Linked DNA regions of Homo sapiens: region 1 is linked to region 2. A link is an interaction called in ENCODE POLR2A ChIA-PET data of the cell type or tissue named here. Cell type or tissue: PC-9. All regions are shown on one strand.

Region 1 (2,500 bases), 180 kb after region 2:
TACAATTCCTTCTTTATGAGGTCAATAATACAAACCCGTAATACTTGAATGAGTCGAGGTCCAATGGATTCTATTTTGCTTCATATTTGGACCATGACTTTGTTGTACACATTCTTTCCTAAAATTTCTAATTACCTTCCTCTTGTCGAGAAAACTAATGTAAGACTAAGCCACTAAGCTCTTCCAGCTTCTTATCTACCATTTTTGCTGAGAATCAATTCTACTCTTCTTCCTGAAGACATTCTTGTTGGATTCTACTGATCTGTTTTTCTTTTTCTTTTTCTTTTTCCTTTTTTTTGAGATGAAGTCTTGTTCTTTCTCCCAGGCTGGAGTTCAGTGGCACAATCTCGGCTCACTGCAACCTCTGCCTCCCAGGTTCATGTGATTCTCGTGCCTCAGCCTCCACAGTAGCTGGGACTACAAACATGCCTGCCACCACACTCGGCTAATTTTTGTTTCACCATGTTGGTCAGGCTGGTCTCAAACTCCTGACCTCTGGTGATCTACCTGCCTTGGCCTCCCAAAGTGCTGGGATTACTGGCATGAGCCACTGCACCTGGCCAACTGATCTGTTTTTCTGATATGAAATGATTGGCTTCTAGATCTGTTACAGTATGGTCTTAGTGAAACTCTTTTCCCCAGATGAGCACTACAGGAAGTATTGTAATGAACACTGGTAGATTCCCCAACTCACATCCCACTCAGAGGATTAGTCTAGATTAACAATAATAATCCCATTCATTTTGCTAGCGATTGGTTCAGAATTGTGACTCAATTCTGGCTAATGAGACACAAGAATAAATTAGCAAGGGGACTTCTGGGAAAGATTTTCGTCCCTAAGACGGGAAAAAACAGAAAACACAGTCCTTTTTCTTTGTCTGGACATTGTCATATCTAATTAGATATGACACCTGGAATTGTGGCAGCCATCTTGCTGTCAGCTTGAAGCTGAAGCCAACACTAAGGTGGCAGAACAGAGATATGGAAACAACCTGAGCTTCAGATGATATCATGGAGCTAATGACTCAACTAATTCTGGAAGCCCTGCATCTGGACTTTCTGTTTCCTTATTGCTTAAGCCAGTTTCCTGTCTCTTAGAACCAAATATTTTGTATGTAAAAAATTCTGTTAGTTTCTTGCACAATACTTTTTCTCCTCTTCTTTATTACTAGGAGAACCTCATTTTTTCCCACAGAGAGGCATTATACAAAAGAAAAGAAAGAAAGAAGGCAAGAAGGCAAGAAGGAAGGCAAGAAGGAAAGAAGGAAGGGAGGGAGAGAAAGAGGCTTTGCCCTTCAGATTCCTTTTTTCAGCTAGAGATGACTCTAAGACCCATCTAATTCTAGCGAATGAGATACAGATACAAATTTCTGAGTAGGGCCTCAGGAAAACCTTTTTAATGGGAATAAATTTGGTCTTCATACTTCCTCCTTCCTTCTCACTGAGAATGGAGATTTGATGCTTGGAATTACTGCAGCCATCTTGTGATAGGGAGGGTGAAGACCAAATGCTAGGGATGGCAGAAATGGAAAAAGAAGATGTCAGGAAAACTTAGGACATCCCTGAGCTGCTAAGCCAGTCATAAAATGCCTGTGACCAGACATTCTGTGATGTGGGAAAAATAAAACCTTATTTCTTTAAGCTGCCATTAATTGCAATATAGATAATACATCAAGAATCCAACCGCTTCCTCTTCCTTGGTTTTCACCTTCATTTTGCTTGATGATATCCTCAAGATTCTCTCTCTTAAAAAGTATGTGAGATAGATGCTTTCTTAGCCTTTGTCTGTCTGAAAATTCCTTATTTTGTTCTCATACTTGATTGATAGTTTGGATGTATTATACAGTGCTAGCTTAAAAACAATTTTCTCTCACAAGTCTTAAGACATTGCTCCATTTTCTTCTGGCATTTAATGTTACCGATGAGAAGTCCACTATTAATTTGATTTTGCACCAATGCAAGTAGTTTAAAAAATTTTGGGGGGGAGCTTTTAAAAAATTTTATTTTTGGTGTTCTGAAATTTCACAATGATATGTCAAGGTATGGGTCTTTTTCACTCATTATGTGCAATACTTGCTGGGCTCTTTCAATCTGAAAACTATTATGTCTTTATTACTTGAGATAAATTATGACCTTCTGTGCTCTTTTATTCTCTTTCTGAATGTTTGACTTTCTGTATTGATTGTCTCTTATATTTTCTATCATATTTCCCATCTCTTTTGCTTTTTCCTCTATGTTCTAAGAGATCTCCTTTATCTGCCAATTCTTCCATTACATTTCTAATTTCAGCCATTACAATTAAAATTTTAAGAACAGTTTCTTGGTTGGGTGTGGTGGCTCATGCCTATAATCCCAGCACTTTGGAAGGCCAAGGCAGAAGGATTGCCTGAGTCCAGGAGTTTGAGACCAGCCCATGCAACAAAGTGAGACCTTGTCTTCTTAGTAAATAACAACAACGACAAAATTAATAATAACAAGGAACAGTTTCTTATTCTATGAT
Region 2 (2,500 bases):
AGGCCTCTGGGTGCAGTGTGCAGAGTGCAGTGGTGCAATCATAGCTTACAGCAGCCTCGAACTCCTGAGCTCAAGTGATCCTTCTGCTTCAGCCTCCCAAGCAGCTGGGACTACAGGCGTGTACCACCGTGCCTGGCTAATTTTTACATTTTCTGTAGAGATCAAGTCTTGCCATGTTGCCCAGGCTGATCTCAAATTCCTGGCCTTAGGCAAGCCTTAGACTCTTTTTTTTTTTTTTTTTTTTTTAAGACTCCGTCTCCCTCCTTTGCCCAGGCTGGAGTGCAGTGGCGCGATCTTGGCTCACTGCAAGCTCCACCTCCTGGGTTCACGCCATTCTCCTGCCTCAGCCTCCCGAGTAGCTGGGACTACAGGTGCCCGCCACCATGCCCGGCTAATTTTTTGTATTTTTAGTAGAGATGGGGTTTCACTGTGTTAGCCAGGGCAAGCCTGTGCTGAGATTGTAGGAGTGAGCCACTGTGCCTGGCCTTACTCTAGCTTTTGACTAGCATTAGCTTGGTATATATTTTTTCTATCCTTTTGTTTTTAACCTGTTTGTTTTTATATTTAAAGTGCATTTCTTGTAGGCAGCATATAGCTTGTTTTGTCTTTTTTATCCAATCTGACAACCTCTGCCTTTAATTGAGGTGTTTACATTTAAATGTACTATTATATTTAATATGATTATTGATAGGGTTGGGTTTCAGTCTGTTATCTTGCTATTTGTTTTATAATTTTCCCATCTGTTCTTTGTTCCCTTTTAATTTTGATCTTGCCTTTCGTTTGGATAAATTGAATATTGTTTATCAATATAATCCCATTTATCAGTTATCTTTTAAAGATATTTAGGTAAAATTTTTATGCATTTGCCCATGTAATTATTATTTCCTGCACTCTTCATTCTTTTGTGGAGATCTTAGTTTTTATCTGATAACATTTTCTTTCTTCCTGAAGGACTTCCTTTCACATTTCTTTCAGTGCAGATCTGCTGGTGATGAATTCTTTCTGAAGACATCTTTATTTCCTTTGAAAATTTTGCATCTTAATATGGTGCCTTCATTTAAAAGTTCTTATTTACTTAACCATCCAACAAAATATTGGGTGTCTATTGTGTGCCAGGTACTATCCTAGGCATTTGAATATAACAGTGTCCAAAACGGGGAAAAAAAAATCTCTATCTTCATGGAGCTTAATTTCTGCTCAGGGAAGACTAGTAACAAGTAAATATAACAAAGTGGTAAGAGCTATGGATAAAAATAAAGCTGGAGAAGGGAATAGGAGTAGTGTGGTTTAGATAACATGGGGGAGTTTTCAGATGGATGGTTAGGAAAAGTTTTACCTGAAAACATGATATTTAAGCTAAGGTTTGAAGATGGAGTGAGTCGTGGTATCTAGAAGAAGAGAATTTCAGATAGAACAGCAATTGTAGAAGCCCTGAGGTTTATAATAATCAGTGTGCCTAGTGGGTTCAGGGAGCAGGAAGGAGGCTAGTGTGGCTGATGAGAGTGCACAGTAGGTGGGTGCTACAGGACAAGAGCAGAGAGGCAGTGGAGGGCCTAGACCGTGGAGTGCGTTGCAGGAGCTTCTGAATGAGATAGGGAGCTATTGCAGGGCTGTAAGCTGGAAATGACATGATCTGACTTATATTTTTAAAGGATCACTCTGGCTACTGTATTGAGAATAAACTCTGTGTTGGAGAAGGGAAGCAAGAACAGAAATTGAAAAGCCAGTTAGGAGATTATTATAATAATCCAACTAGAGAGAATGATAATTTAGACAAGACCTATAAGAAGTGGTTGAATTATGGATATTTTGAAGATAGACATGAAGGATTTGCTGATGGATTGGATATGGGTGTGAGAAAAGGAGTCAAGAATGATTCCATGGTTTAGCCAAAGAAATGGAAGGAAAGAATTAATTTCTTAAGTGTTGCATATAGAAACCTGAAAAAGAAGAAAATTATTTTCTGAGGTGAAAATGTTGTGATGTCAAATGTCTACAACAGCCTAGCACAGGGTAGGTACTTTGTAAATAGTGAATGAGAAGGTTAGGAGTTCAAGTTAGGGGCTGTTAATTTTGAGATAACTATTAAACCTTTACATGGAGATGTTGATTGGGTGATTAAATGTAGCAATTTGGAGGGCAAGAGAGTAGTCTAAACTGGGGCTCTCCTGGAAGTTGTTGGCTATGATTTGAAAAAAAAATAATTTGGGAAAAATAGAAATCTTTATAGTGAGTGTTTCTATCCAACAAGAGACATATGTAAGAATGTTCATAACAGTATTATTTGTAGTGAACCTAAACTGGAAAAAATACCCATCAGCAAACAAACAAACAAACAAAAAAAGGGTGGTATCATCATAGAAGGTATTCAAGAATCATGAAAATGAATACACATGCAACAACATTGATGGAGCCAAATGTCAAATAATTCTTTATGATTCCACTCATATAATTAAAACTAAAGTATAGTGTTAGAAGTCAGGATGGGAGATTATTTTAA

Evidence for each region. ChIA-PET counts read pairs that join two places held together with the same protein. Peaks named below come from ENCODE experiments on the same cell type or tissue, not always from the same donor. Only the 100,000 strongest peaks of a DNase experiment are listed, where the experiment ranks them.
Region 1: POLR2A ChIA-PET joins it to region 2 with 5 read pairs; 2 of 35 experiments call an interaction of 5 or more read pairs at or near these places.

Annotation. Positions count from the first base shown.
Region 1 is chr15:73,649,940-73,652,439 of GRCh38, forward strand. All of the region lies in intron 2 of LOC105370891 (a long non-coding RNA gene), which reads left to right. Among named protein-coding and RNA genes, the nearest start is that of NPTN, 18 kb to the left of the region's middle. In PC-9, no CTCF peak of the experiment used is centred here; a DNase peak (open chromatin) is centred at 1,102.
Region 2 is chr15:73,469,457-73,471,956 of GRCh38, forward strand. All of the region lies in intron 1 of REC114 (REC114 meiotic recombination protein), which reads left to right. Among named protein-coding and RNA genes, the nearest start is that of REC114, 28 kb to the left of the region's middle. In PC-9, no CTCF peak of the experiment used is centred here; no DNase peak of the experiment used is centred here.